Regions from separate parts of the Mus musculus genome. Here region 1 is linked to region 2. A link is a loop called in an ENCODE intact Hi-C map of the cell type or tissue named here. Cell type or tissue: heart. All regions are shown on one strand. Each heading gives the region's core, and the rest is flanking DNA. Links, peaks and the distances in the headings are about the cores only.

Region 1 (16,087 bases), core at 5,118-13,117, 360 kb before region 2:
AAAGAGGTGATCTGAAACAAAGGGCCCACAGCAGCAGGAGGTAATAGGCTGTCTTCACAGCCTCACAAGAGGGAGCAGATAGAAACAGACACAGGAGAAGGGAGTATACTGGCTGCCTAGCGACAGTCACACCCTATAGCCACCTGCACCATGCCCCGCCATCCCTTTTGCTCTGAAGCACACAGGCCCAGGGAAGTTTAACCACGTGCCTAAGATGACACATGAGCAAGCTGGAGAATTAACTTTTGAATTCAGGTCTATCTGATACCAAAGTTACAACAGCTTCCTCCCTGTTCTTTCAGCAGTTTTGAGCACAAATGGAGTTTGTAACAAAGCTTAGGAACAAACAGCCTTTGGTTGAACCTTTCCCTATTCAAAAACAAGCCAACCCAAGAAAGATTAACCCTGTAAACTGTATACAGGCTCAACCTAATCAGGCTGAAAAGCAATGGTGTCCCAAGACCCCAGCCTGTGATTTCTCTGAACATAGTCACTCATGAAGGCTTTGTCAAAAAAGAAACAGTTCTGGAAGTGAAGTGTGTGCCAGAAACTGAGGAAATGCCACACTATTGATCCCAGACTCCCAACCCTCCTTTGTCTATAGCCAAGGCTCTGGGAAGCCCTACGTGAAGGAACACCCCACTTAGCCCAGCCAGGATGCACCAAAACTACCTGTTTGTTGGGTTTACTTTTGTCATCTGTAAAAGTTCTGTTGAGTCAGCATTCCATGGGGTAAAATTAGGGGTAGTGCTCTCCCAAATATCTAAGTTGCTTCTTAAGTAATGGTGAGCTTTGAACTTCCTGGGTTGTGCTGTGACAGTCTAGGAAGAAAGAATGAAGGGTTATAGCTTAGTGTTCTGTTCCAGCACTAAAGTCCTAAGTGATACAGATGTAGAGTGGGTGACTGAGGTCACATTCCAGAGCAGCTCAGTGAAGTGTGTGCTGTAATGATCCCATTTTACAGATGAGTAAACTGAAGCCCCAAACAATAAATAGTTTGCGTAAGGAGACCTAACTAGGGAGCACTCAGGAATTCATAGGAATAAATGTTGGGTGACTATTTGGAAGTACCCATGTTCTCTGAGCTCCTCTCCAGGCTGGAGATGAGCAAGGATGTCTCTGTGTAACCAGCAGTGAAATCTAGCGCTCCAGGTTCCAACAGTGGAGCCACAAACATCCAGAAGTGGTGACAGGGGAGGCTGCTGGGATTGGATGATCTGGCTGCAGAGACTCCTTTCCAGGGTTCACTTCCCTCAGGCAGCCTGTGCGCAGCAGGAACATCAACAAGGGGATAGATGCCTCCCTGGTCCCCACTGGCCCACTGGCATCAGTAGAGGATGGTACCTGTAGCTGAGGAGTTTAGGAATGACAATGGCTAGCTCTAACAGGCTTCACTGAAGTCCAGACATACATGGAGGCTGTGTGCTGAAGCTGCAGCCCCTCCACTCCAGCAGCAGAGGCCAAACAAAGCCAGGAGCCCCCTCTCTGCTCGGCCCGGCCTTGGCCTGATGGCCCATCAGGAGTTTGGGTGCAATGACAATTAGCCTGCCAGCTCCTATGGCAAAAGTGCCCAACTGCCAGACCCAGGGCTCCTGGAGACTTTGTTCCCTTGGCAACAAGTCTCACCATGGAGACCACAGCCCCATCCTTGCCCTCCTTGCAAGCTCCCTCTCCACAAGCCTTCCCTGCTCTACACCCAGTCCTTAGAGCATGCAGGTATAGCAGAGTGCAGTATGAAAACAACAGGAGTCCAGTTCTGTGCACCCACTTTATGTCTGGCAAGGCTCTGTCTTCATTTGGTTAAAAGGCACCAGACCGTGCCATGCCACTGTCTTCATTTTGGTTGAAAGCCAGGCAGGCACCAGACCAAAGTCTCGAAGCTGATCAGTGCAAGAGCTGAAACTTGCATCCAAAGCTTCAGGTCTAGGATCTGTGGGGTTGTTTGTTTGTTTGTTTGTTTGTTTTAGTCCCTGTGGCCACGGGGCACAGTCTGATTTGAACTAGATAGCTGGGTAGACCCTCACACATAACCACCGCTCCTACTGGCAGCACAAACCATGGTTGCAACCCTTCGAGGTTCAGGCTGGGTCCAGCATCAATGGCAGAGTTGCACTATTTTAAGCCAGGACTGGAGAATCCCATGTGGGCACAGGGAGGTTGGGCCTTCTTCCCGGAAGTCACCATGGCCTCCCTCCTCTCCCCCAGCAGCTTTCTGAGGCAGTCGCTTCCCTACAAACAGGAAGGAGGTCCTTAGGCTAAGACCTCCAGTCCCAGTTTCCTCCCCTCCCCCCTACACCCACCTCACGCCCTAGCCTCCTCCACTACATGGAAGAGCCCACCAGATCTTGCTTCATGTATCTACTAGGGATGGCTTCCTAGGTGGGTGGAAGGGGGCCTAAATGTTCCAGTCACCCCATTGTTCCCAGGACAGACTCTGCTTTCCCGGGCCCTTTGGTCCTCTCGCCACAGTCTGACTCTTCCCATGGATGTTGGTCATTAGTCATAAGAGCAGAGATGTCCCCGAGATTTGGTCTAATTCAGAGACCCTGGAGAAAAAGCAAAGAAAAAATATATTAGAACATTGAAAGTAGCAAAGAAAAACAAATTGGGGCAATCTGAGAGAAAGATATGGGGATAAACAGATTCATGGAGGCAGAGAAGCAGAGAAAGCCCAGAGTGCAATGGGCTTGGGCCCAGTAGCAGCTCTGACTACCTCCCAAGCTCAGGCCTGGACTCAGAGCTGTGGGGGGCCCACCCGGCTGCAGGACTGGAGAGGAATGTGGGGAGCAAGGCTGGGTCACCTCTTGAGGGCCAAGCGTGTGCGCTTTGAGATAAACTGCCCCAGGAAGGGGCCACAGCTGCGCTCCAGGAGCGTGGCAGAGAGGCCCAGGCCCAAGGCTAGAGGTTCAGCCCTGCCAGATGCCCAGCACCTGCCTCTGCCAGGAGGGGCTCTATTGGGCTTCATTCTAGAAGGTCCCGAGTCCCTTGGGCCCTGCCTTCCTTGGAAGTCATGGAGCTTCTAAGTGCATCTGTTGGAATAGGACCAAGAGGCACTTACCTGGCAGCTCCAGGGCTGGCTACAGTCTTGGCTCAGGTTTGGAGGATGGGAAAGGGATGAACACTAAGGGGTTCTTGCAGGAGTGCTGGGAGATTGGGATGCAGAGAGATAGTGAAGCAGTCAGTTCTGAATGAACCCCAAGTTGTCCCCATGTGATTCTGTACTGTGGTGTGTGTGTGTGTGTGTGTGTGTGTGTGTGTCCACACACTACCTCCAGTGTTGGAGTAGGGGTGCAGTGGTATTCTCATCTACGAGTTGGCAGTCTCTACACATTGCCTCCACAAGTCCCTGCCTCTCCGTCTTGAGAAGTAGCCACTAGATGTGCTCAGTCTCCCCCACCCCTCACCAGGTGGTCCAGCCTAGTGAGCCACTGGAGGAGGAAAAGCCAGCAGGTCTAATGAAGTCCCCCCGCCCCCGCCCCACCACCCTCCTCATGATGCAGCTGAGGCTCCCTCCACGGCCTTGACCCAGCACTGTGGACTTCTCTGACATTGGCATCGGATCTGAACATCTGGCAGCAGGCTGATAAGGGGTGCAGCGGAAACAGCCTCTGCTGCTGCCAGCAGGCCCGCCCCCCTACACTGCCCGGAATGGGGTCTCCACAGCTAGTTTCTTCTGCCTTTAGCTCCCTGGGCCCCTTGGCCTTTAGTCCATTTTCTGCCTCCATCTCTCTATCTCTCTCTCCCCTCCCTTCCTCTCCTTTCCTGCACAATTCTTTCTCTATTCCTCTTGAAGTTCCCCCATTCTCCTCCTCCACCGTCTGGGGGTCTTCCTTACCATTAGCAGGTCTCTGTCCCTCTCCCTCTCTCTCCCTAGATTCTTTTTCTAGCTGTTTCTCCCCACTGTCCCCCAATCACAACTGTCCCCCCTCCCCTTCCTCTCAGTGTCCAGGTCTCTGCTTCTTTTGTCCTTTTTTTCTCCCTCCAGGAAACAAGCCTGGCACTTTGGGAAAGTCCCTCCTCAGGAGTGAGCCTGTGTGCTTTGTTTGCCTTGGGGAGGCAGTGCTGAATCAGGGCTGTGACTCTGTTTCCTTGCCATAGGTCTCCTAGCCTAGACCCCCAGCGTCGAAGCTGAGCTTACACGGGAACACAGGCTGCCCAGGACACAGGCGATGGAGTGTAGGCTTTGCTTTCCCACTGCTAAGCTGTCCATGTTTGGGTAACGTTAGAGAGATACCTCCTGACTCTGCTAGGCCCTGAACATTGCTCACAGCAGGTGAAATAAAGATAGTCTACCCCATTCCCAGGATGGTAGCAAGGGTTTGAGACTAAACCTAGGTATGTAACGATTCACAGGAATATAACGCTATTCCCATGTCCACAACCCCAGCTCCTTCCTGCTCTGTCTGGTCCAGTGGTGGAGCACCTCTATGAGTTGAGGCCAGTGGGCCAGAATAAGAGGCAGCCCTGAAGATGTGGGTATATCATATCCAAGGTTGACTAGAAATAAAGAGTACCCTGCCTAAGTGTTACTGACAGCTAACACCTAGAGGAGACAACACAAGAATTAGCAGAGCCTTAGACCTTCAGATATGCATTCAACAGTGCTGAGGGCCCAGAGATAGAGCAAGTCTTCCAAAGAGGGTTCCCCTAGCTGACATGAGTCACACTTTCACAGAAGGGCAAGCAATGTTGACAGTGATGTTGCAATGTCAGACTCAACAAGGAAAAAGCCTCTAAGGACAGAGCAGCCAAGCTTTCAGCAGATCGTGTGTGTGTGTGTGTGTGTGTGTATGTGTGTGTGTCTGACATTTACTGAGCATACATGGCATCCTAAGAGGACACTAGGTAAGTCACGTGTGCCATCACACCTCATACCCCTTTTATAAAGGAAGAGCATGAGATGTAAACAGGTCACACAGCCAGAGATGGGCCAAGTTGGAATGAAACCCAGTCTCTGCCAGCAACTCTCAAATCTCAAGGACTTGTCAGGACATCACAGCTAAGCTAGCTGGTTATTTCCACAGCACCATGGTGCTGAAAGATCCCATTTAACCTGTTTTAAAAGTCAGGTTCTAGCTGGGCAGTGGTGGCACATGCCTTTAATCCCAGCACTTGGGAAGCAGAGGCAGGCTGATTTCTGAGTTTGAGACCAGCCTGGTCTACAAAGTGAGTTCCAGGACAGCCAGGGCTATACAGAGAAACCCTGTCTCGAAAAAACAAACAAGCAAACAAAAAACCAAATATATAAAAAAGAAAAATATTTTCTAAAAAAAATAAATAAATAAAAGGCAGGCTTGGCATTTCTGAAGTCCTGGGTTTGAACCCCAGCAACACAACACACACACACACACACACACACCAGGAGATATAGAATTTACTTCATGAAGTCTCCCATCAAAAGGGGTGCAAAGAGGCAGGATTTTGTGGTACTGTGTGTGCCACAGGGTAAAATGGTGTTTTCTGGTCCATTTCTTTACTAGACTCAGAGGATGAACAGTGTGAATTCCAAAGTGAGACCCTGTACATGACAGCCAGAGAATAGAGTCAGGCATGGCAGCTTACACCTGCAATTCCAGCACTCCAGGCTGATGCAGGAGAATTGCCACCAATCAGAGGCTAGCCTGGACTACAGAGTGATGGTTTATCTCCAACAAAAAATTTAAAACTCAGAAAAAAATGTTTAAATTAAACAAAAATAATGAAGTGGGGGACCGAGAAATAATAAAAACAAAACAAAGGGGTTAAATCCTAGCTCTATACAAGAAAACTATGACTTTCTAGGTTAAAGAGGCTTGACCGAAGCCAGAGTGTTGAGGAACGTTGCGTGCAATGGTATAGATATAATTCAAATGAGCAAGTTTAACTTACTCAAATATTATGTCGAACAGTAGTAAAATCACTGTGGAACTCACTATTTTTTTTTATTTTTATTGAAGCCCCCCACCAGCCCTGCCTCTTGCATAACCCCTCCACCCCATCCCCCTCCCATTCTCCTCCAAGAAGGGGTACCTCTCTTCTCTGTACCAACCCAGCCTGGTACATCCTCTCCCACTGAGGCCATACAAGACAGTCAAGTTAGGGGAACAGTATACACTGGCCAGCAGCAGAGTCAGGGACAGCACCCACTCCAGTTGGAGGACCTCATGAAGACCAAGCTGTACATCTGCTACATATGTAGGGAAGGCCTAGGTCCAGTCAATGCTTGCTCTTTGGTTGGTGGCTGAGTCTCTGAGAGCCCCAAGGGTCCAGGATACTTGACTCTGTTGATCTTCCTATGGAGTTCCTATCCCCTTCAGAGCCCTCAATCCTACACACACACACACACACACACACACGACTCCCTGGGCTCCCTCCAATGTTTGGCTGTGGGTCTATTTTGCATCTATTTCAGCCAGTTGCTGGGTGGAGCCTCTTAGGTGGAGTTACTCTAGGCTCCTGTCTGCAAGCATAACAGAGTATCATTAATAGGAACTCAGTATTTTTTTTTAACTTGAAGCAGGCTGCAATGGGGCATGCTTATAATCCCAGCCCTCACAAGGGAGTAGCTGGAAAGTCAGAGACCAGCCCAAGCTACATAATGAGACACTGTCTCAAAGCTAAACAACAAAAACCCTAAGTGGTAACATGAGGAGAAGACACTCTGAACCCAAATCTAATTGGCTCAGTAATCCAGAAAAGGCCCTATCATCCAGAAAAGGCCCTATCATCCAGAAAAGGCCCTATCATCCAGAAAAGGCCCTATCATCCAGAAAAGGCCCTATCATCCAGAAAAGGCCCTATCATCCAGAAAAGGCCCTATCATCCAGAAAAGGCCCTATCATCCAGCGCTTCAGAAATGAGAAGCTTTGCCTGACTTGCCTGTCTCTTCAAGGGAAGTGGGGGTTCCCAGCAGGGGTCCCTACTTTGTGGACTCATGCCCCTGAACCACTCCTCAGAACAAATGGTTGCAAATTCTCTTGTGACAGAGGGTCCCTGGTCCTCATCATATCACGGTGTCCCCTAGTGCCTAGAACAGTGCTTGGCTCACAAAGCTCACTTATATAGATGTAGAAGGAAGGAATGCACAGGGTTACTTGAGAGGTGTGGGATGGGGGACCATGAAGGGCTCAGCCATCAGGATCCAATAGGGCTAGGCCAGTTCTGGAACTGGCTAAGCAGGGATGCCTGGCCATCTAGACAAAAAACAAAACAAAACAAAACAAAACAAAACAAAACAAACAAACAAACAAACAAACAAAAACCCTTCTTTCCTACCTGGTCCTAGTACCCACATAGTCCTACCTGAAGTCCCTGAAGCCACACCCTTAGCCCAGCAGTCTTGGCACAACCTCAGTTTCCCCAGCTACCAATGGACCATATCTGCAGCTCCCAGAGAAGCCACCAAAAAGGCCACACAAACCCCACCTGATGGGTTCCACCATGCCATTTCTCCACACTAGCCATTCTGACTCCTCACTCAGATCTGGGACAAGCTGGACCACGCAGCCCAGGCAAGGACCCAGGGAGGAAGCCATTCAAGGGGAGAAACTCCCAGCCTGGTAAGGGAGCAGGCCATAAATCAGGTCCCACTCCCACCCAGTCGCTAACAAGCCGCTGCCTATCTGCCTACATGGGGTCCCTGCCTCAGGCTCCCTCATCAGCCTGGACAGCCAGCTGGCCAAGGTCTCTCCAGTGCCTTGGCCTCTGCCCCCACCCAGGGCCCCCATAAAGATAGGGATATTTTTTTTTCTTTTAGAAGAGTGAAAAAAGATATAGACCCAAATGAAGAGAAACACCAACAAAGGAGGAGAAAGGCCTGCAGAGTCACGTGGGGGCAGAGACCAATTGGGCCTCCGGTGGCCCCCCCACCCACGAGGGGAGGAGGAAAGGACGATCGGACAGGGCCAGTTTCCAGTCCGCCGCTGCCCGCCCGCTGCTGGGTGAAGAAGTTTCTGAGAGCCCGCTAGCCACTGCCCTACCTGAGGCCTGGGAGCCTCCCCACCAGGACCCTGGTGTCCAGTGTCCACCCTTATCCGGCTGAGAATTCTCCTTCCGTTCAGTAAGTGAAGGCCGGGGCCCAGGCCTCTAATGGCCAGCCTCCCTCTTCAGTGCCTTGCTCCGGCCTAGACTGGCCACTGCCTGCTCTACAGAATGACCAGCGCCCACCAATCTGGGCAGGGAAAAGGCCAGGGGTCTCTCTAGATCCATTTCCCCACTACAATACCCCTCACCTTTCCTATGGTGTGCTACAGAGGAGCTAGGCCTATGGCGACAGACCCAGTAGGGTCTGAGGGTGGTTGGTGGTGTCTTAGAGGTAGCCGGGGGTTCCTGAGGGTGTGGTGTTCTGTGTCTGTCCTGAGGGTTCTCTTAGGTTTGTCTTCTGGTCTTGGAGTCTTGCTGCCTGAGTGTCTGAGTTGCATCTATGGAGGAATCTGAGCCTCCATATGTGTATGTCTGTGTTTCTACTGTAAGTCGGGGCCAGTGTCTCTTTTGCTTCCCTGGGTAGATGGATGAAGGGCTGTGCGTCACTATAAGAGTGTACAGGAAGGGGGGACATTCAGTGGGCCCCTGGAGGAAAGGGTTGAGATAGAGGCAGAAAGGTAGAGAGCAGCTTGGTGCCCATCCCCCATCCTACCAGGGATTTAGCCCAGAGGAGTGTCCACATTATCCAAGATGCCCCTGGTGGGCTACTCGAGAGCCCAGTCAGAATCCCAACCAACCTCCATTCCTTCATCCCCATTGCCTGCTGGCCTCTGAGCCTAGGTTCATCTGGGGGCTTTTGTTTTGGTTTTGTTTGTGTTTTTGCAATGTAAGAAATGAACGGCAGAGCCTCACACTGGGCGTGGTCTGCCACTGAACCCCATTCCCTCCCCAGTTTCACTTTCTGAGGGTTCCTATCGGGAGGGAATTTGTTCATAAGCCCGTGTAGCCCCTATCCCTGAGGTTTAGGTGCCAAGTGTGGGGAGAGGGCCTGATCTGGCTCGCTCTCCTTACTTCTACGATTCATCCACTTCAGCCACGCAATTTCACTCCTCAGCTCTGTAGGACGGTAGGGAGTGACTTGCCTGAGCTAGGACTGGACAACCACATCGGTTAGATTCGGTGGTTCTTCCCCCCATCGGGTGAATGACTTGAGAGGTTCGCTGTGCTAGGTCCAAGCACAGCTTTGTCCAAGCACCCTAGTCCAGCACCCACAGAAACCCGAGCCACGGGTGGGATCCACACAGAGTTTTGAATGGGTGGGTCTCTGCCAAGGCATAACTGCTGTGCTTCCCCACTGAGGCTTTCTGGCGTCCATTTCCAGTCCCTGGCACTGACTTCCACCCCTGGTGGCTAAGGAGACTGGGCTGGATTGAGTAGGCCTCTTCAAAGATCTCTCAACCTTAGTTACTTAACTTGAAAAGCCATCTGGTCTGGTGCACGCTTCCAGCCCAGAGCAACTGCTCTGCCACCTCACCCGCAGGCCCAGTAGTTCTCCCCACCCACCCCCCCCCCCGCGTTCTCCCCCTCCCCCTTAGCTAGAGCAGAGCTCACAGGGGCGCCTGGGTATAGCCCCACGGCTTTGCTTTTCGGGCTCTGCGCCCATGGAGCTCGGGCTGCTTACCAGACCTTGGGATGCCGTAGAGTGGAATTGACCATACATCCCATTTCCAGGCGAGCAGCCTGAGGGAGACTCCTGGTAATGGGGTTCGCCCCCCGGAACTCTTGCTGTCCACTGCACCACATCCATTTTCAGCCACACTCTGGGAGAGCTGGCTTCGGGTTAAAATACAGGGCTGGAGTGGGTGCCTGCAGCCTGAAGAGGCAAATGTGGTAGTGCTAACTCAAAAGTCCAGTTTTTCCTTGCTCACCGCCCCACTCACACCCTTAACCACTTTCACGCGGCCAAACGACCAGCGTTCAGGCCTCGGCACCCCTAAACTGGACTAGCAAACGGGAGGTCGCCTCCTCCCTGCGCAGGGGGAGGCCCGAAGCTTCCCCGCACACGGCACCTGACCGGATTCCGGGGGTGCTCAGGGTCCCCAATTCTCTTAGAACTCGCGGGCTTCGGAGGATCGAGCTGGAACTGGAGGGCCAGGAGGTGAGGGTGAAGGCCGAGTGGGGCTGTAGGGAGGGCAGGGCACAGGCCAGGTTGTGGGGAGGACAAGAACCGCGCCTCCGCCCCCGGATACCGCACGCGCGCATATAGAGCGGCCACCCCGGCCCCGCGCGGCGGGTTCGCGAAGCGCGCAGTGCGGCGGAGGGGCCCGGGTCCCAGGTGCGCCTCGAGCAGCCCCGCGGGCGGCGGGCGCGGGGAGGCGGGGGCAGAGCGGGACGGTCTCCCCGCCCTCGGCCCGAGTGGCCGTCATTGCGGGCGGGCGGCGCTGAGCCCGGGTGCGGCTTCATCGCGGGCGGCGGCGCGGCCAAAAGGTGCGGGGTTCGGTGCGGGCCGAAGGCGGGGTGCTGCTCGCGGGAGCGGCCTGGGTGGGCGCCGCCGTCGTACTGGCTCTCACGTTCCTGGCCACGGCTCTCGGGATTTGGACTCTCCGTCTGAGGTCTACCGCAGCCTGTCTCCCACTCTCTGTACCCCTTCTCCGCCGGAGGTCTCCGCCCCGCTCCCGCGACCCGGCTGCGCCCTCAACGCCCGCTCCCGGCCCGACGTCTCGGCTCGCCGGTGGGTGCCGTCGCTGCGTGGCTTTGTCTGCGGACCCAGCGGCCCGGCGCCTGGGTTCTCTGCTTCTCAGGGTCGGCCCCTGTCCCTCCACGGGGCCACGCCTTGGAGCTCTCTGCCCGAGCCGCAGCCTGCCGAGAGTCTGTCTCCCCATCCCCGACCCTCTCGCTGGGCACCTCCGTCCTTCAGGTTTTGCGTTTGTGTTTCTGTCACTCTCGCTGCCGCGGTCTTTCCAGGGTGTCTCTCCTTGCTCAGTGTCTCTCACTGTGTCTCTGATTCTGTGTCTCCGTGGTTTTCTCGTTGGGCCTGTCACTCCTAGCCTCTGATCCCGTCTTTTTCGTTACCCATCACAGGTCTTTCGTCTTTTCACTATGTACTGTATATCGATCTTTTTAAATCATCTATCAGTCACCGATCCACCATCTGTCCATCATCCATCTCACCTATCATTTATCTATCATCTATCTACATAATCTATCAATATCTACCTACCTACCTACCTACCTACCTACCCAATCAACCATCTACGAATCTCTCCCAATGTCGTTGGCACCGCATTCCTGTCCCTGTCACCCAGGATCCCCTCTCCGTTGAGCAGTACTGGCTGGAGTCTCTGTCTCTTCTAGACTCTCTGCCTCAGGTCTCTGTCGGGGCCCCCAGAACAATCCAGCTGTGTGCCCTACTTCGCCCTGGTTCCCTGGCGTCTGTCTTGCCCGCGTCCGAGCCTATCTGATTTTCTCAGAATCGGGGTTTTGTTCTCAGACAAACGAATCTGGATGGAAATGCATCGAATCCGAGGGTCCCGGATCGGGCGCGGCAGAGGCGGCGAGGAAGCAGCCCTGGAACGCGGCGGGTGGCTGAGCTGCAGCGCAGGGACATGGCCCACAAACCCCCGCACCCGGCCCGGGCTGGGGACCGCCCCGTGTGCACAGACCAGGGCAATCCCAAGCCAGTCGCCGTCGGCCCGCGCTGACCCGATCCTCCTTCCACAGGCGGACGCCGCGGGCATGGACTATTCGTACGACGAGGACCTGGACGAGCTGTGTCCAGTGTGTGGTGACAAGGTGTCGGGCTACCACTACGGGCTGCTCACGTGCGAGAGCTGCAAGGTGAGCGCAAAGCGGGAGCAGGGAGGGTGTAGGCAGCGGGTGGCAAGGGTGCGGGCGGCGAACGAAGGTCGGGACCTGGCGCTCATTCCCTTCCTCTGGAGCAGGGCTTCTTCAAGCGCACAGTCCAGAACAACAAGCATTACACGTGCACCGAGAGTCAGAGCTGCAAAATCGACAAGACGCAGCGTAAGCGCTGTCCCTTCTGCCGCTTCCAGAAGTGCCTGACGGTGGGCATGCGCCTGGAAGGTGCGCGTCCTGCACGCCCGGGACCCCCTGACTGCTGGCCGCCCCAGGGAGCCGCGGGCGGGCCTGGGAGAGGGGCTGAGGGGAAAGCGGAGCAGTTTCTGGATCCAGGTGATTGGCCCCTCGGCGTGACGTTGGGGCCCCAGCTCTGCAGGGAGCAGAGGCAATTAGGGAGTCTAGCGCCAGAAGAGTGTAGCATGTAGGGCCTGCCTGGGCTCAGTCCCAAAATATCAAAAATGAGACTTCCAGAGTATGGTGGTCCATCCCTGAAATCCTAGGACTCTGGAGACTGAGGCAAGGTGGTTGCTAGTCATCATATTGAGATCCAGTATCTCCCCACCCCCACCCCTACCTCGGGAGGCAAGTCTTTCTCCAGGACAGAACTGTGCCCCAATAGTCCCACTGTATGAGAAGCTCCCAAACAACCCCATAAATTCCCCAAGCCAGCCAAAGCCACAGCTCTCAATAACTTGACCATGTTCAAATCCCAGCTTTATCACTTGTAGACTAGGGACTTCTCTGAGCTGCAGATGCCCCCATTTGAATAATGAAGTAAAAAAGTAATGCTTGCCTTGTGTTAGTGGGAGGACTGGGGGGAGGGGGAGTAAGAAAAAGCGGGAGTTGCCTGCTGTGAAGGGAAAGACTCGGCAGAATAGCTGTAACTGCCATTACTATCACACTTTCTGATGCTATTTGTCCATCGCTCTTTAGACTGTGCATCTGTCTGTCTGTCCGTCTGTCTGTCTAGGCATGTAAGTTTCATGGGAATTGAGATTCCTTCCCATGCATTCAGAGTCCACCCCTGAGAAGGTTGGGGTGAAGGGAACAATGGTCTATAGCTGCCTCTCCCCTTCTGTTTTGGTCCAGAGAGGAAAGCAATGGTCCATCAGGAGAGACTCAGAGAGTGGACAGTCATAGCTTCTACCCCGCTGGCCCCAGTCGGGCTGAGCGCCCAGCCAGCAGCTGTTGGCTAAAGTTTTTGCAGAGAAGGCCCTGAAGGCTGGGGAAAGCGGTGGACACATCCTGCTACCTAGAGAGGGACTCAGATTGAAGGAGGTACCCTGTCCCGTGTCTAGATCCCTCATGCCTAGGTCCAGGTCCCAAGCAGGCAGAGAGCTGGCTACTGCGGGTGGCAGAGCCTGCACAGCAACCTGAGGGAGCAAAGCCCCACTGTTCACCTCCCGGCAGGAAGATATGTGGCGGGCAGGCTCCCAAGGCTTTGGTTGTGTGGAACACCACCCCTCTCCCTTTTCTCAGAGCTTGGGTGGGGTCCTGTCTGAGCAAGGGCTGGAGCCACACTGGAGCTGCAGAGATGCACCTGTTGAGTCTGGCTGGTGACACATTCTTGGCCAGGAGAAAAACATCTGGTCAGCGAAATAGGTCCCCTCCTCCAGCACCAAACCCAGGCTCACAGTAGACTGCCGTGGGGGAAGCTTTGTACAATCAAGAAGGCACCCCACCGTGAGCAAAGCAGACTAGGGCCCCTTTGCTTTGCCCATCTCCCTGTCAGAGCCTGGACGGGGCGCCTGAACCCAGGAGCTCTCAGCCTGAGGTATGGGGCAGGACAGGAGGTTCTGCCTGGGGGAATTCTGAGACTTCCTGGAGGTGGCAACATTGGACTGGGTGTTAAGTAAATGCAAGAAAAAGAAAGGGGTTCCAGGCAGAGGGGAGGGTGGGTGAGTGGGTGGAGGAGAGAGAGATGGGGTCAGGAGAATGTGGAGAAAGGCCTGGGATGCCAAACCAAGGCTGATGAAGACCACTGAATAGGAATGGGGAATGGTATAAGCGTGTGTGAGAGAGACATATCTTTTGGGAAAAGATCTGTGGCAGACAGTTGGGAAGGTAGAACCTGACAGACTGCTCCTGCCCACAGCTGTGCGTGCTGATCGAATGCGGGGTGGCCGGAACAAGTTTGGGCCCATGTACAAGAGAGACCGGGCCTTGAAGCAGCAGAAGAAAGCACAGATTCGGGCCAATGGCTTCAAGCTGGAGACCGGACCACCGATGGGGGTGCCCCCGCCACCCCCTCCCCCACCGGACTACATGTTACCCCCTAGCCTGCACGCACCGGAGCCCAAGGCCCTGGTCTCTGGCCCACCCAGTGGGCCGCTGGGTGACTTTGGAGCCCCATCTCTACCCATGGCTGTGCCTGGTCCCCACGGACCTCTGGCTGGCTACCTCTATCCTGCCTTCTCTAACCGCACCATCAAGTCTGAGTATCCAGAGCCCTATGCCAGCCCCCCACAACAGCCAGGGCCACCCTACAGCTATCCAGAGCCCTTCTCAGGAGGGCCCAATGTACCAGAGCTCATATTGCAGCTGCTGCAACTAGAGCCAGAGGAGGACCAGGTGCGCGCTCGCATCGTGGGCTGTCTGCAGGAGCCAGCCAAAAGCCGCTCTGACCAGCCAGCGCCCTTCAGCCTCCTCTGCAGAATGGCCGACCAGACCTTTATCTCCATTGTCGACTGGGCACGAAGGTGCATGGTCTTTAAGGAGCTGGAGGTGGGTACCCCCTCATAGCCCCCAGTCCCTGGCTCTAGCTACTAATCTTAGCTGCCCATCATCACCCTTCTGATGGGCAGTGCAGCCTAGTGGCTTCAGGCAGTGTCTGGGGAAGTACCACTGCATGGAAGAAGGGCATTTCTGAGCTATTGCAGCTTCCTAGTGCCTGCTGTTCCCTGTCCACCCCGCTCCCTATCTCTTCCATCTGTCTCTCTTAGCCTCTTTCTCTCGTGCGTTCCCTCCCTGGTTTGTGATCTCTCAGCACCTCCGTGTTCCACAAGGCTTTGCTTCTCTCTCTCTCTCTCTCTCTCTCTCTCTCTCTCTCTCTCTCTCTCTCTCTCTCTCTCTCGGCATTTCTATAGACAGCTCCCTCTATCTTTGAGACTCTGGGCTCCCTCAAACATTTGTCTTGGCCCCCAAATCTCCAGCCTATGTCAGAAGCAGGTCCGGCCATCCTATCCTCTCATTTATTCAGAAAGAACCCCAATCCCACCATCCTCAATTGTCATAGATGTGGCTCTGGGCATATGGCTTTGTGTGTTTGTGGACCTGAGTACTTCCTAGCTAATGTGATTTACTACCTGTGATGATGGTGATGGTGATGGTGATGGTGATGATGATGGTGATGATGATGGTGATGTGGTGATGGTGTATGTGTGCAAACATGTGTGTACAAGAATGTAGGATAACTAGATGGAATTCCTGCCACATGCAATTGCCCTCCCTCATCTCAGTGCCCTCTTTCTCTCAGGATTAGTGCACATAAAGGTAAAGAAAGCAGGATCACAGCTAGAGGGACTAAGGCTAGCAACAGGAAGAACTTTCGAGTCATTTCATCTACTAGCTAAGGCCGGAGAGCTGATTCGGCAGTATCCTACCTAGCTCCTTATGTGCACCACCCCCAAGACTCCAGAATCCTCAGCAAGACTCACTGCTGCCTGGCATGGGTACAACCCAACCTGACCCTCCTAGGTCAAGCCCCCCTGGTTGTTCTGAGGCTAGCTATAAACAGCTGGCTGCTGCCCCCACCCCCCTGCGGGAAGCACTGCAGCCTTGAGCGGCTGTCAGTGCTGACGCCACTCTGCCTGGGCTTCCTTTGGGCATGTGGCCAGATGGGCTGGGGGCACTGCCTGCCTGGCTGGCATCGAGGGGAATAAGGTGCAGCATGGGTGTTCTGAGCCTTATGGGGGCACTTCAAGCCCCCCAGGGGACTCTGGGAGTTAGGAACTGATGACTGACTGTGACTCTCATTTCCACATGTCATGTCTCTCTGTCTTGGGTGACTTTTCTCACTGGCCCTTTCTAGGCCAAATGATGTAGGTAGATATTGATCAGATGCTAGACCCTCCCACCTGCCCTGTACTGCTCTGGAAGATTCTCCTCCCTGCCCCCAAGACGCTGCAAGATTCCCTGAAGTCCCTGAACAGAGAGTAGAAGGAGCTAAGCATTCTCAGCTTTCCTGGATCTTGGATTCAGGGGCAGGGCACTTCCTCTGGCCGCCTTCCTGGTTGGGGAGGTGGGGGGTCATGCAGGATGGGAAGGGCTTTTGTCCTAGCGTTGCTGAGTGTTTTTTCCTGCTTCTGGCTTCTCTGTGGCTCAAACC
Region 2 (16,087 bases), core at 4,421-12,420:
GTCTAGGCTCCAACAGTCTAGGAGCTGTTTTTTTAGGCTGGCTAACCTCTTTTCTTGATCACTTTCATTGAGAAGGCTGGGAGAGACAGGCATAATGGCACATGCCTGCAACCCCAGCACTCGGAAGACAAAAGCAAGGAGATGGCAAGATCATGAGCTCTAGGTCAGCTTGGCTGACAAAAACGAGGCCCGATGGAACCCCCAACAAATCTCCCGGAACACTAAAGAAGCCATCCAAAAGGCCACCACCCCTCGTACCCAAAGATGCTGACTGTGACATTTCTTAGCACTTCAATGGTTATGTCCAATGTCAACCAGATAGGCTGTGGAAGCATGACCCCGCAGCTCAACCAAGTCCTGGGGGGAAACGTCTTCCAACAAAAAGAGAAGGGACAAAAAATTATAGCACCCGAGGAAAGAGGATTGCCATGAGTTTGAGGCCAGCCTGAGGTACAGGAGGAGAAACGAAGCTCCTCCCCCAGATCTGGGGATCTAGATCAGTGTATGGAGCACTTGACTAGCACATACTAAATCCTGAGCTGGATCTCCAGCACAGCATAGACCCAACAGGGTAGCACGTGTCCAGATAAGTGGAGGAAGGAGGACCAGGACTTCAAGGTCATCCCAGGCTACCTATCATGCTCAAGGTCATTCTACAACGTGTCTCAAAAGAACCAAAAACCCTGCTTTAGAAATAAATACCAGGGGGCTGGTGAGATGGCTCAGTGGGTAAGAGCACCCAACTGCTCTTCCGAAGGTCCAGAGTTCAAATCCCAGCAACCACATGGTGGCTCACAACCATCTGTAACGAAATCTGACGCCCTCTTCTGGTGTGTCTGAAGACAGCTACAGTGTACTTACATATAATAAATAAATAAATCTTTAAAAAAAAAAAAAATAAATAAATAAATACCAACAACTCAATCACAGCCTCTGCTGTTACAATTCATGAAGAAGGTATTAACGGTGGCCGTTATCACTCTGTAGTTAAGCCAGGCTCTGGCCCAGCAGACCTCTAAGCGTTGGGTCCTGTAATAATCCTGCGGGGTAGGCCTACATATTAGTGCCAGAGCCAGAGGTCGGCAGAACTGACACATAGATCCTTTAAGCCCCTTCTTTGCCCCTGCCTACTTAGCTTCAAACTTAGAAATCACTGGGCCTGTGTTCTCAACAGTGACAATTCTCCGTATTTGTCTTAAGGATCTGAATAATGGTTCTATTATTTTGTGATCTAAAAAAAGGGGGGGGGTTAATTCAGAGTTTGGAGAGATGTGTCAGCAGGTAGGAGCACTGACAGCTCCAGTTCCAGAGGCTCTGGTATCCTTACACAGACATCCATGCAGGCAAAACATCAATACATGTAAAAATAAATCTTTTTTCATACTTTTTTTTCCCCAAAGAACTAAAAATAGTGAGCACTGGGTAGAACAGAAGAGCTCTTAGTTTCAGCTCCAGGTCTGTCACTGAATTGCTGTGACACGTTGGGAAATCTCTCCACCTCTCTGGGCTGATGTTCCGTCTCCTGCACAGCTCCGTGGAAGAACACTTGCTTAGCGTGTGCAAGGTCCTGGCTTGGATCCCCGTGACCATAAGAAACGAAACAAAAGATTCAAGGCCTGTCATCTGTGAAACTCCCTGCCAGTGTATTTACATCTGGCCTCAAGTTGTCTAAAGCCAGGCAGGACAATGACCATCTTGTAAGTGGGAACCAGAGCCTCAGGGAAATGAAGTCATTCACCTGTCCTTCAGGGAAGTCTTTGCTACTGCCTGCACCAGCTCAGATTCCCACTCCACATTCTTACTGCACCTCTCTGAATTCTCTCCTGGGCTAATGACAACTATCTAGTGATGGGGAAAATGTTTTTGAGACATTGGCACTTAAAATGTTCTTTTAAAGTGACACCAGGAATCCCTGCAGAGACTTTACCTACACAGGATCAATCAGCTGACCACCCCTCAGGAAGCCCAGGGCATCTGCATGTCCTCCAAGAACAAGAGGCATGGATGTGGTTAGGAGTCCACACACAGTGGCAAGGCATGTCATAACAAACCTCTGTTGAGGAAGCCACTGTGACTCCTCCAGGTCACCTTTCCCAACACTGGACCATGAGTGTTGTGGCTGTAATGTGCTGGTGGTGACAAATGGAATTTTTGACGTGATGAAAGCTTTGCTATGTATTGCCGGAACCCTCCTGCTCTGTCTTCTGCATTCTGCAGCTGGGTCCAAGTGACAATCCCGCGCTTTGAAAGATCCCTGGACTCAAGAACAGTCTGGGCTTAACTCCTGGCTTCATTACTAACTGTAAACCAAAGCTCACTGAACCTCAGTTTCCCCAACTATAAAATAAGGGGGGGGAGGATGTTGAAATCCCTACCAAAGACACAATGCTATGTGACATTAACATACGTGCATGGATCCAATCACATCATTTCATTTTCTCCTTTTGATATCCAGTAAGGTAAGTGCCAGGGTTATCATTATTGTTATTACTGTTATTTGAGACAGGGGCTCACATAGTCGAGGCTGGTTTTGAACTCACTTGAATTGATTCTCCTGTCTCTGTCTACTGAATACTAGAGTAACAGATGTGCTCGACCACATGCAGCTTACAGAATGCTGGGGATCACACCTGGGGGATCACTCCTGGGGCTTCCTGCATGCTATGTAAGCACTCTACCAACTGTGCCACAGCTAAGGCCACCGAAGCTTGGAGCCGTTAACACCAAAGACTTTTCCGAGTGGGAGTGGGAGAGCTAAACTAGGACCTCATTGCAGCAGCCTCCAGATTCCAACAGAGATGCTGTACCCCCTGGCCTACAATGTTGGTGGGGCTCACACTGTATATACGGAATACAACATAGGGCCACCATTCTCCCTCACGCACATCATGCATTGCCCAGTTCTGGGAACACAACTCAGTTTCAATGCCCTTTGTCCTGCAAACCCCCTGAAGGATTGAGGCGAACCATGACCATGACCGTGGGAGAAAAGCGTTAGGGAACATGAAAGGATCTAGTACCACTAAGCTGGTGAACTGACTCTGGAATCATTTTATCTGTTTTTATTTTGTAACATAGCTTTGTTTGTTCGTGGTGCTGGTGATCTACCCAGGGCTGTGTATAATATGTTAATTCCTCTCCCAGACCAGGTTCTTAACTATGCAACCTACCTACTCAGGGTCAGAAAGGAGCACCAAACCTTAGGGCAGGTAACTCAGGGGGGATTTCAACTAGTCCATCACCTTCCAAAGACACATTAACAATTGTCTCACTGCAAATCACCCCCAGCCTAGGTTCCCAAGATGTTCCATTGACAGTCAGGCAATGAGAAGCAAGTCCTACCCTGACCATGCCTGGCTCTATAACCCACAACGAACCATTTTATCTTGCTAAGTCTTAAAAACCTCCTCAGCTGCCAGGTGGTAGTGTACACACCTTTGGTCCCAGTGCCTGAGAGTTCGAGGGGATCTCTGAGAGTTCGAGGCCAGCCTGGTCTACACAGCAAATTCCAGTACAACCAGGGCTACCTAGAGAAACCCTGTCTTGAAAAACAAAAACAAATCTAAATGTTCTCAACTGTAAAACAGGCAGGAAAAGATTAAGGTGAGGTAGCTACATGGTTAAATAGATGCTTTGCAGTCATCACCAGTCAGGCTCTTAGGAAAGAAAAAATGATTTGTGTAGAGGAGATGGAGAGAGGTGTGGAATGAAGAGAGACCCTATCCCAAGCTACAGGCCCCAAGTGATGCTTACACTCTTGAGAACTCCAGCCTGGGTTGGCTCAGCGGAGAGGGTACTCTGCCCATTGGCTGGACAGTTGCCAGCAAAGTGTGGCTTTGGGCAGGCCATCATTTGAGCCTTCATGTGCTCATCTGCACTGTGGGGAGGGAAGTCCTAACCCTTGATGTGGAGAGCCTGGCCCATTCCATCACTATCCCGAACTAATTACCCCAAGGAGAAACTGATTGTTATGTAGCTGTCTCTAACCAACAGATGAGTTTCTTCTGGGTCAGGACCAGTTCATATATAAGTGCCCTAAAGCCTGGTTCCAAGAGATAGGCAGATAAAAGAATAAGAGAGAGCTAAGCTGGAAATCGTACATGTTTCTAAGCCAGGAAACCCTACCTCCTGCCTCCAAAGAAGCAGGCTCAGACTCTTCTGTATCATGACTATTAAGACTGAACCGTGAGTTTAATCGCAATAGCTGGGAGAGAGATGTGCCCTAATTGGGGGCCTTTTTACAAATGGGAAAGCCATGGCTCAGAGAAGGTAACTGATCTGTCCAAGACACACAGCAGGTAAAATAAACCACGGGGTCATTTGTGAGCCCAGGTTTTCTGAACTCCAGATCTCCCCCACTTCTCAGCATCCCAGAAGGCATCTGGAAAGAGAGTGAAGCTACTAACCAGAGAAAAGTACTAAGTCCTCACTCAGTCCAGGCTATGCCGAACTAAAGGAGAAGCTCTGGGGGGTGCGTAGCAGGAGGTCTCCAAGGAGAGTGGGGACCCCAAGAAACGAAAAGTTTGAACGAACTGACCAGAGTAACTTAAACACTGACCACAGCAGTGTGCCTGCCCCACCCCACCCCCCACCCCACCCGCGCTACCCCAGAGTCCAGGCCAGAAGAACCGAAGGCTACCTAGCACAGACCAAATAGTGAGGGGCAGACTCAAAGAGAGGCGCAGCAACATGCCATTGGATCTCCCTTACCTCCCTTGATACATCACCAGTCGCTGAAGGGATGCCTAGAGACTTCCCAGGTGCCCACCTGGTAGGCTCTACCACCATCTGAAGATCTCTGAGGTCGTCACCCTCGCTCCAGCCAAAGTTGGTCACACCCTGTCACCACCCCATTAAGTTTTGTTTTGCTTTCTGACAGTCACTGAAACTTCCTGAAGAGAGGCTATGCAACTCTTCTGATTTGCCACTCACTTATCTTTCAATATCCAGGACCTGTCCTAGCTGTGACACAGTGAGGCTGCATAGTTTCTCATATTTTCTTTTGTTTGGGGTTTTGGTTAAACTTCTACTGGAGCGGGGAGGTTCTGCCTTGTATGATGGGGAAACTTAAGCTCTAACAACCAGGACTGTTCATCCCAGTTAATCACATAACAAACTAACTTAATGTTATTTTTTTAACTAGCATCCGCCGAGCACAGAGTATCAAGTTGTCACCCACATCACCTCAGTAGCACCTCCCATCAGTGGCACGGCTGGGTGAGTCTTGGTGCATTTCACATATTGTAAACTGAAGCTCAGGATGCAGATGCAGATGAGGTTTGTCATCTAGCGCTATCAATGAGTACCAGAAAAGCAGAAAGTTTGAAATTTGCTGTCCCAACATGGTGCCTCAAGTGTGGGCCTGAGGCTAGAGTTTTCAACATCTTTGGGGGGTGTGGAAATCCCATGAAAGTTCCAGATCCTGTCTAGCACACCACACCATCTCCAACCCTTGTTTCCTATAAAGTCTGGGAGGCAGACAACATAAAACAAACAAACCAACGAACGAACAACAACTCAGGAGATAAGTCAGAACTGCCAGAAGAAATTCCAAGAAAGGGAAGGATGACATGGGGGCAAATGGACAGAGGAACAACTTATGGCACTGAAAGTCCCATGGGTGGGGACAGAGCAGGAGGGCTCTGGATTCATCTGAAACACTTGGGCCTCTTAAAACATGAGCACGTTGGAGAGTCATTTGAGTAAAAGATGATAACTAAGAATGGTTTACCACCAGGAGAAAAAAAAAAAAAAGTCAAGTATGGAGACAGAGGACCACACAAAGAGAAAAAAAATGAGGATGAAAACTGGAAATATGGGATGGCAGGCAAAAAGGCTGACATTCTAAGACAAACTACAAAGGGATAAAAAGAAGGCAAAGGCAGACAGGCAGAAGGTTCTTCCAAAAGTCCTGGTCCATGTGAGATTCAGCCTCAGGACTTGGCAGCTACAGATGCCCCCACCCTGGCCCAGCTGACCTGGAGGACTCTCTTGGTGAGGCCGGTCTTTTGCGCAAGCTGCTTCAAGTCCTTGGCATCGGGATTGTGGTTAATGGCAAAGTAAGACTTCATTGTCCGAAGCTGGTGGTGCTTGAAGGAGGTGCGCATGCGCTTTGTCTTTTGGCTGCTGGGGTAGGGCTGGTCACGATCCAGGTGTTCAGCATCGTTCTCGTTACAGCTAAGCGCTGGGAAAGGGACGCAGAAGCAGCAGGTGAATTTCCTGACTCTGCGTGGTCGCCAAGTCCACACCACCCACTGACAAACACATCTAGTCCGGGAACCCGGTTATGTGCACTCACAATGCTGAGATGGTAATAATATCCCCATTTTAGATATGGAGAAAATGAAGCTCACTGAAAATGGGACCTGTCTAGGAAGCAGTGGATTGAACCTTGGAAAACAAAACGAAACACCCAGAAGCCATCATGTCGCAAGAATAATTTCAAGAGCAGCAGTGGAGTCTTTTTGGATGCCAGAGGCTGCACTAAATGTCTTTCTCCTTACTCTTTTACGTGTATTTATTTTGTGTGGGGGTGGGGAAAGGGGTTCTGGGGATTGAACTCAAGTCTGCAAACTTGGCAGCAAGCCCCTTGACCCACTGAACTAGCTTGCCGGCCCCTAAAAGGCGTTCTTTGCAAGCACACAGCTGCTGGACAGTTAAAGCAACTCTTTTTACAGATGTTGAGACACAAAGGGAAGGCAGCAAGCCAGGCTCTGACAGCAGTGTGGGCCTGCCATCCGTGGTCCTGCGCTCTTTTGTTTCCCAAGTTACTCTCCAAGAAAAACCCTACCGCCTCTATCTCCCTTTAGCAGTCAGTGAACGCTGGCACCCAGAAGTTACTGACAGCCTCGATTTCATTCCGCTTTCATCAACACTCCCTCCCCGAAGGACCCAGTGGGCTCCAGGGCCCCCAGCGCCAGGTCTACAGCTGGGAATTGCATTTTGTAGTTTTTGTCTTCAGCACTGTCCTGTGAGCTGCTTCCCAGGTTTGCAGAAGAAGCAAATGGAGTTCAGGGAAGCTATAAGAAGCTTATCCATCCTCGGGAGAGAGAGCAGTCTGTAGACTGTAGACTGGGAGGGAAAGAAGTTGGAGGAAGATTGCAACTTATCTTTGACTCCCACCTTAGGCTCTGGCTTTATGTCTGTCCCACCACTAAGGTTCCCGTTTTAGAGGAAGAAAATAAAGCCAAGGAAAGGAAGCCACTCTCACACTCTGGTAAAGGCTGAGCCCTGAGTCAACACTGGAGCCCCCCTCCTGTTTCCTGCTACAACGCCTCTGGGAGAGGCGAGAAAGCCTGACTCTTTAGGGAGTCTATCCCCATCCCAAGGGGTTTTACTAGGGTTTGTGGAGGAGTCATGGTTGGGAAAGGGTTAGAAACTTTGGGTGTCAATAACTGCTCAGCTGAAGAGGACATGCATCCCAATCACCCCATCTTTACAGACTGAAAGGTATCTTTCAACATAGTCCATGCCTAGAAATAGAGGTGCCAAAATTAGCAAATAAATGTAAACAGTGCCCAGTTAGATTTGATTTTCTGATAAACAACAGATCATTTTTTTTTACCATCAACCATCACATGTCTCAAAAGATTGCACGGACCCAAAGGAAACTAAAATTTTATCTAACATTTATATGCTGCTTAGGATACTTTTAAAATTTTGCCCAAAATTCAGAATTAAGTGGCTATCCCGACACCACTACTTAGAAAGCCCTCTCTGGGGACCCCCCCTTACCCTTACCCAAAAGCCACTGCCTCAATGGTTCCTACTTCAAAACCTGAGCTGTAAATCAGGAACGACCTTATATCAGTTTGTATCCACGTGTACCAAAGCATCCAGATACCCCATCCAGAACATTCAGCGTGAAGAATTTAAAGGGGGATCAGACTACCACTCCTGAGAGCCAGCAGCACTAAACAGCACAGGGAATGGACCCTCCTCTTTCTCCCAGCCCCCAGTTCTGCCGGGTTGGGGCAGGCCTCCCCCAGGGGGAATCTCTGGGCTCATCCCTCTGCCCAGCCCCCACCTGGGCCTCACTGCTGTTAATGAGCTCCGTGGGGACCCTGGCGCCCTGTAGGCCCAAGGGAGGTGCCCTGAGAGCGGCCTACTATGGGGGAAGGTGGTACCGAGGAGGAGTGGGGGTGGGAGAGACGACAGAGGTAGAAAGCTAGAGAACTGGCAACCAGGAGAACGGGAAAGCGGGGTGGGGGCAGTGGGGGGGGGAAAGGGAGCTGAATGGAGAGTATGGAGAGTCTCGGAAATAAAGGGGATGTGTGGTGGGGAGTCCTCGTGACAGAACTAATCCTGGGCTCAAGGAGACAAGGACCCTATGGAGAAGACTTTTCCAAACGTCTACTGGCTAGGAAGTCGAGCCAGGAGGAAAGAGCTTGGGAGCCCTAGGTGACCCGGCCGAGGCCCCGCCGGGCGGGCGTGAAGGCCGGGGTTGCAGCTGGAGCTGGACCTGGAGGAGCCAGGATGGTGGAGGAGGCGCCGATACCCAGACCCCCCTCACTCGCGCCCCTAAAGCCCGGGGCCGTGTGGGGATTCCCCAAGATCAGTTCTGGGGAGGAGCGAGGGGGCTGAGAGAAGTGGGGAGGACCAGGGCTTTCTCCCCCCCCTTTTCCTCTCAATTAGGCCGATTCAATGGAGCTAAAGAGCTCGTAAAATCATGAATAATTTACTCGTGATCTGTTATTAACCCATCGGGTTTCGAGCTCTTGTCGCTGGGACTGAACCTGTAATCAAATCTGACTTCGCCTCATTTTACTAAAGACGAGACTGTAGGTTCAATTGTCTAAATAATGGATTGGAATCAAATCAGTAATTACGCAGCCAGGCACACACACACACACACACACACACACACACACACACACACACACACACACACAAAGCTGGGGCTCAGGGAGGCCGAGCCGGCCAGCCGATCTCCTCAAGACTCCCGCGGCTGTGGCGCGCAAATAGCTCCGCAAAGTGCATGTCCGGGGCCCCTCGCGGGCTCCGACCACCGATCATGAGCCCCAAGCTGACCTGCAGCCCCGCTCGGGTTTCGGGGAGATTTGCATCCTGCCTCTGGAGCGAGGTCAGCGCGCCAAGACCAGAGGGTCCGTGGGAGGCGGGCGGCCACAGCTCTCGCCCCGGAAGAACTTTACGACCCTAAGACCTGAGGCCTGGGTCACTCTTCCAGAAGCCCCGGGCCCAGGGACACCCACACCCACACACCCGCTACTCCCCTTCCTACCAAGCGTCCAGATCTACCTCCCTCGATAGGACAGCCCTCCCCCTCCCCCGCGCCCCCAGCCGATTTGCAAAGTGTCCGTGTGTCTGGCCCCTGGGTACAGGGCGCTTACACACGCAAACTGGTGTCCTCGCAATCCGAAGCCTTCTTCCACGAGCACGCACACAGAGCCCACAGCCTCACGCTCAACTCTCTGGGTCCCATGTTCCAACCCCAGATATCCCAAGGCCCACAGTGCAGCCATTTCTCTCCTGCGGGCGCTGGGAGGTGAAGGAGGAGGCGGAAAGAAAGATCTAGGGAAGTCTGGCTACGCCGGGCAAACAACTTAGTCCCGGGAGCCCCGAAAAACTGAGCCGCACAGCTACTGCCTGTGGGCCCGAGCGCCGTTCCTCCCAGGACTGAGTCCAGGCGGGATAAGGCCGAGACCCACACACGCAATTGGAGCAGACAAACCGAGAAACACAGAGGCGGAAAGAACAGAACAGAAAAGACTGGAATGAGTGTGGGGCCCAAAGAGAAAAATGAGGTAGCAGAGGGGCCTCTCCGGAACTCAGCTACCAGCCACATCTTCCCGCTGCCTCCTGGGAAGGACAAGACTGATCAACAAAAAGCAAAAATAAATCCCGAAACCTCTCACCCTCTTTTTGCTCAGTCACAAACCGGGTGCCAACCTGGTGCGTCCAAGAAAACTCCCTACACACCAGATACCCGGGAGCAGACCCCACCTCACCTCTTTCTTAAGGAAGCTGACCCAGCTGATAAATAAGAGGCCACTTGGTTTGGGGAGAAATGGGCCTGGACCGAATCTACTGTATTTTAAGGCTAGTGGGTGAGCTCTAAGGAACGTTATCTTTAGTAGTACTTTTGCCAAATTTTAAATCGCTGAACCAACCACCACTTTATCACTTATCCAACCGGGGGTTGCATTTTTCCCTTCCCTAGTAGGTCCCAGGACCCTCTATCCCGAAATTTCGTTGGACCGAAAAAGGACCTCCTCTACTAGCCCACATTTCCCTTCGCATGCAGTTCAGACTATTTAAAATCCTAAAGAACCTAATTTCTGCTTTGACCCATAGCCGATCTACAACCTTGGTTTGTTTTGGTTTTCCAACCCCCCCCCCCCCATCTTGTGATTTACCCTAGGGGGAAAAGGAGAAGAAAAAAAAATTGAGCATCGGATTTGTTGTTACAAACTTAAGAGAGGAAACGACTACAAATAAACTAAACTAAACTAAAAAGCCAGGCGAGTCCTAAACCTTTCCTGGCCCTGCAGACTTCGGGCAGATGTTGCTGGGCCTCAGAACCTTCGCAACTGTTCAGAGCCAGGATGGTGTGGGAGTCCGCTGGAAAGCCCCCCGGACGACAAAGAAATGCGAATTGAGCCCCTCACAGCCTACTGTGAGGACCCTCCAGCTCCAGTGTCTTTGGTAGAGCTGCTTGCTAGGAGGGGAAGGGAAATCCCCGAGACCTGGAGGTGCCGGGTGCCTGAAGATCCGGCTGGACAGAAGGACCCATAGCCCTTGCTAGTAACAGATCCAAGCCTGTGGCCCTGGGGACATTCCATATAACCGGGCTGCAAGCCAAACCCAATGGTGCTCTCGGCCACTGCCAACCTTTTCTCTTGGGACCCTCGCTGCCTAGAGCTGTTGGTCTCCCCACCCTCGGCCACTCCGAGCCTGTTTGGTGTCGGCACCGCCTTTCTCCCCCGCACAACCCCCTCCCCCCCGCACTTTCTGCACAGCAAAGCCGGTGAGGCAAACCAAAGGCAACTCCAAAATACAATTTCTCAGCGACAAGGTCCTGCACCTGGATCACCAATGAACTAATGCATTCTCTCCTAATGCTTGCTTCAACCGAAGGAGCACGGACTGGAAGCCAGAGTGCTAAAGCCCTTTCTATCAGAACACTGGTGCGTAGGTACCCACTGTACAACAAGCACACTGAAATCTTTCCCGCGACACCGCCAAGGCTTCAGACGGTCTTGCACTCACCGGCGTTGTAAGCTGCCAGATCTGCCCCGGGTCCTGGACTCTTGCGCTTTCTCGGCCTCCCCTTTTGCACAGTGCCCACGCCGTTGTAGTAGGGAAGACCCAGCGGATTAGCCCCGGCTGAGCCCAATCCTGCACTCTTAGCTGCTGCGGCTGCGGCTGCCGCCGCTGCCACGTCGGCATGGTTAAAGTGTGCTGGGTATTCGCCCTGCAGCAGAGCCTCGAAGTGCAAGCGGCAATAGACCAGGCTGTCCTTCATGCCGAAATGGTCGCCGGTCGTCAGCATCTTGTTACACGTTGTGCATGTGAAGCAGTTGAGGTGATAAACCAAGTCCCGAGCGCGCATCACCATCTCTGAGGCCGAGATGCCCAGGTGGCAGCGGGCGCAGCGCTGCACAGAGAACCGCCTGTGGGGACCATGGAGGGAGGGGCTGTGGGGACAAATGGTTGGGTATCCCCCCCATATCCCTATACCCCTCCTCCAGGTGCTGTTGCTGTCACTGGGGAGTGGGGTGGGGTCCCCTCCTCAAGACAGACAGCCTGGACTCCAGTTAGAGGGTTAGTGAGGAGGGAACTAGATTTTAACCCAGGCCTGGCCCTGCCTGAAATAGTTTTCCTTAGCCATCTTCACACCCACAGGAAAGTCTACTTTATTCAGGATCTGAGCAAGTCTTAAGAAAGACTTTACTTAGAATGGGGAGCAACTCCCTCACTTACCCCTTCCTCAACCTTTGCCCCTTCCCTCTAGACCAGCACCTGGGAATTCTACACACCGCTGTAATTTGGAAGAAACAGAGATGGGAAAAGAGAGAAATAGAGATAGAGACACACAGAGAGAATCTATAAATAGACCCTAACTCTAAGGCTGGGGAAGAGAAAGACGACCGTGGCCCTTACTTTTTAACCCTGGCCACCTTTTACTATAGGCCTCACCCCCAACCCCAAAGACCCCAAGCTGCTGAACTATTCTAGCTCCCCCTCCAATGTGCTCTCACGTCAGCCAGGCTGCCAGAGTTTGGGGTGTCTTATTTCTGTCTCCTCTGGTTGAGTCAAGAAACTTCAAAAGGGAAAGTAGCATGAAGACCCCACCCACCCAGGCTGACTTTTTAAGCACCCTAAACTCAGAAAGGAGGGTAACATTGGTTTTTCTGTTCCTACACTTCATGATTCTTTCCAAGGGTGCCCCGAATTGCTAATTTAGAAAGTTGTCACCAAATTTTGGTGGGTGCTGGCTTGGAGAAGAAGGGTCTTGGGTGGGGCAACCTGGACTGGGAGTGAAAGCCAAGGAGGTGGAAGGTGTGGGTCCCTGAAGGCCAATGGGCAGGGTCTGGGTAGGATCTACCTGTAGTAGTCTTCTTTGCAGTAGATGCTGCCATCCTTGCTGAAGCAGGTGAGTTCCGACTCCAGGTTGAGCTTGCATTCACAGCACTTGAGGCAGCGCATGTGCCATTGCTTGTCTACTGCCAGCAGGTAGTAGCGGTCAGAGATCTTGCCCCCACAGCCAGCACACAACGCTGCCCGGTCACTGCTGATGGACGGCATGGTCTACAAAAGGAGAAAGACAGAACACTGCCATAAGGGACAGCCTACAGCTATGCTCCCACCAAGAAAACTCTCCCTGAGCTCCTTCCCTGGCCCTGGTTATATCTGAATCCGCCTAGAGGACGGTCTAACTGGGCAGCCCATTTTCTCCATCTACCAGGCCCAAGCTGCACAGCTCAGCTCCAGGCAACCACCGAGCCAAGCCGCTGCAGCAACACTTTACAGTTCTAAGTTGTTCTCAGGCCTTAGGTCTCCCTATTCCTGCCCTCGTGCCCTTGCCCCAGGATATCCTCACAGCGGTTAAGTATTGGGACAGAGGGGTCTCTTCCCCCAAGCTCTCCAAGGGAATTCCTCAAAGTGTTTATTAAAGGTGCTGGGCCTCAGAAAAGAACCAAGACAGTAAAGTAAGGTGAGTATTAAAAGTCTTCCTCCACCGGTACTCCTCTTCAGAGGCAGCAGGGTTCCTGGCCCCAAGCCTCAGTAGCCTCTTGATCCTTAGACCAAAGGTTCAGCCCAGGGCAAGTCCAGCAACTTCTGGTTCCCGCTTGGGTCTTGCGAGTAGGTTAAGTGGGATACAGGGCGACCTTCCAGGAGGGTGCAAGGCAGGCCCATGTGAAATTTTTTTCCTAATAAAACTGAGCAGCGGAGGTTTATCCGGAAAGAAAGGCTTAGGGGAAACCCGGAGGTCACGGAGCTGTGGCTCTAGAAGGGAGAAACTCGGGCCAGGCTTCCCACCTCCTCGGTCTCTAAAGGTCACTGCAGCCGCTGCTTAGGCAGCGTCTGCTAGTCTGGCCCCGGGGGAGGCTATTTGGGGCCGGGACAGCAGAGCCAGGTACAGAGAACCTAATGGAGTCTCCTTCCGCAGAAGCCAGGCCGGTGACTGAACTCCGAACCATTGCCTGGCCAAATCTAGCCAGTTAGGAACACGGGTCACGATCAACGGAAAGTGCTGGCCCAGATGTCGCAGGGCCCTGAAACTGAGCTAAGGAGAGAATCCCAGACTGCCAGAAGACTGAAAGCGATTCAAACCAGCTAGGGCTTCCACCGGTTCTCCCTTTTCCCGAGGCGTCGGCGCCAGCACCAGGAGCAAAGTAGTGGAGAGTCAGGTCTGTGGACCGGAGCGCCTCCGGGAGCGGAGAGAAGAGAGTGGCCTCCACTTCCACTCCCCTTCCACTTCTAGAACAACGTTCTCCTCCACCCTCGCAGTCCAGATCTGGGTTTCAACCTTGACTCCCTCCTCCTCTCTAGCAGCTGAGTTTCCCCTGAGTCTGGTGCCCCGGGCCTTGCACCCTGTCCGAGGATTCCCCAGCCTTGGTCCCGTGCGTCTCGGAGGACTCTACCTAAAGTTCGGGGAACAGAGGCGCTGGCTGGCCCCGCCAGGTCCCAGCTCTCAGCCCCAACTCCACAGCCGCGCGCCTACCGTCTCCGTGTCGCCGCGGTCGATGGCGGAGCTGATGGCCGGAGCCTCGCTCTTGGCCCTGCGGTCCATCTCGTCGATGACCCCGTGCACCTCGGGGCCCGACAGACTGTGGAACAGCATCGCGGCGGGACCGGGGATGCGGCTGCCCCGAGGAAGGGCTTGCCCCCCGCCTCAGCTGCCTGGCGCTCCCGGCGTTAACCGGCCCAGTGCATCGCCACCGCGGCCCCGGCCCCGCCCGAGCTCGGCTGCGCCCCCAGGCTGGGCTCCGGGCCGCGGGCGCCTGCGGGCCAGGACGCCTCCCGCCGAGGCGTGGGGGCAGCTACATCGCGGGGCGCCTGGACGGCGGCGCCGAAGCCAGGGTCACAAGGGCAGGGGGTGAGGTGGGGGCGGGAGACCAGGGCAGAGGTCGGCGCCCGCTGTGGGCGCTTTCACGCCGCAGGCATCGCTAGCTGGGTTCTGGCGCCCAGGGCGCAAATCAGGGGCGCAAACTCTGCCCCAGGCGGCGGTGGCTGCAGTCGGGGTTCACCCAGGAACAGCTAGGTGCCCGCGGCGGCCCAGATGCCTGCACGTCTCTTCCCCCCGGGGTGTGTTCCCAACCAAAGGCGAACTGGAGTAGGGGGTCTCCGCGAAGCCTGCGAGCTGAGCCGAGCCACTGGGAGAATTGAAGAGGAGGAGGAGGAAGAGGAGGAGGAGGCGGCGGCGGAGGAGGTGGAGGAGGAGGAAAAAGGAGGAGGAGCAGAGTGGGAGGAGGAGCCGACGGCCGCGGGCCCAGCCGCGCGCAACGCTACCCAAGCGCGCGCCGAGCTCAGCCTCGGCTCTGCAGTCCGCGCCAGCGCAAGCCTCCGCGCCTTTTCTACAGCCGCGCCTGACATCACGTCCTGCCGCCGTGCCATTGGCCGCCCGCCGCCCCAGGCCTTGGCAGCGCGTGCTCCGGGAAGGCGGGAGACCCAAAGGGAGGGGAAAGGCTAGAGGAGGAGAGGAGCGGAGAGAGGAGGTGGTGGGAGCTGGTGGGCGAGGCTGGAGGAGGAGGCGCAAGGGAGGGAGAAGGGAGAGCGCGGGGTTTGGAGTTTTCTAGGCTGCGAACAGTTTCCTGTGTTTCTTCAGGAAGAAAAATTAAACCTTTCCTGGAGTCTCTGTCCTAAAAAAGCGCTGCCAAAGGATGCTTGAGGAAGTCTCCATTCTCCCCCTTGGCCTCTGGAACCTGGGGTTGAGGAGGGGCAGAGAAGACAGACCAGGAGTACTGTTTCAAGAGCCTTCGGCTGCTTCCCGCCCATCTGGGCTTCGGTCTGGGGCGCTACTCTCTGCGCTGCGTTTAGCAGCGCAGCCCTCCCGGGGACCAGGCGCAAGTGCCACCAGAGCAATGACTCCCAAGGGTAGCGGGCCGGCCAGCATATCCTCTCTTCAAGTGAGCTAGGGACTATACTGCCAGGCGTGTAGCTCCTGGATTTCTCCAAAGCTCTGCAGTCTGGAGGCATGTCTTTAGGAACTCAGAAAAAGAAACAAGGAGTCCATAGCTCTCTCCCATGTACGTGCAGTGTGATCCGGAGACAGTGACTCAACCTCCTTTACAATGTTTGACTTTCTCAAAGGGAAACAAGAAGGCCCCCTCCTTTTAGGTGTTTGGGTGTGATGAAAGAAATGAGTGGAAAATATATAGAGCATAGTAGGCACTCAGCGAATTTCTTAATCGCTCCCTCTTTTTCTTTTCCTATTTGGATCTTCTCACTCCGGGATATACTTGGCAGTTCTTAAAGACCAGAGGCCTATTCTCTTCCTTCCTATGGGGTACTCCATCCCACTAGCTCTCCCACTCTGGACCCACCCTGCCACCTGGTTGCACAAGAACTAACAATAACATGGCCTGCCCAGCAAATCCCAACTGCCAGCCCTGAGTCTCGT

Evidence for each region. A loop is a pair of places that touch in the nucleus more often than their neighbours do. Peaks named below come from ENCODE experiments on the same cell type or tissue, not always from the same donor. Only the 100,000 strongest peaks of a DNase experiment are listed, where the experiment ranks them.
Region 1: a loop joins it to region 2, with 4 times the contacts of the local background. A loop is called at or near these places in 6 of 42 quality-filtered maps.

The regions. Positions count from the first base shown.
Region 1 is chr2:38,706,308-38,722,394 of GRCm38, reverse strand. Nr5a1 (nuclear receptor subfamily 5, group A, member 1) reads left to right here and starts at 7,853. Exons shown (of 7, transcript NM_139051.3): 1 at 7,853-8,038; 2 at 11,623-11,739; 3 at 11,844-11,985; 4 at 13,856-14,484. The coding sequence starts at 11,638. RefSeq lists enhancers at 2,442-4,293, 7,702-7,721, a cis regulatory region at 7,803-7,811 and promoters at 7,670-7,889, 7,298-7,972, 7,796-8,026, 6,005-11,653. In heart, for the core only: no CTCF peak of the experiment used is centred there; no DNase peak of the experiment used is centred there; H3K4me3 peaks cover 2,182 bases; H3K27ac peaks cover 281 bases; H3K27me3 peaks cover 6,266 bases.
Region 2 is chr2:38,349,995-38,366,081 of GRCm38, reverse strand. It overlaps Lhx2 (LIM homeobox protein 2), which reads right to left and starts at 14,774. Exons shown (of 5, transcript NM_010710.4): 1 at 14,189-14,774; 2 at 12,569-12,771; 3 at 11,230-11,633; 4 at 5,979-6,184. The coding sequence starts at 14,308. Gm13584 (a long non-coding RNA gene) reads left to right here. Exons shown (of 2, transcript XR_003953793.1): 1 at 1-2,459; 2 at 5,144-5,754. Gm27197 (a long non-coding RNA gene) reads left to right here and starts at 15,342. Exons shown (of 2, transcript XR_374289.3): 1 at 15,342-16,087. In heart, for the core only: no CTCF peak of the experiment used is centred there; no DNase peak of the experiment used is centred there; H3K4me3 peaks cover 3,015 bases; H3K27ac peaks cover 318 bases; H3K27me3 peaks cover 6,882 bases.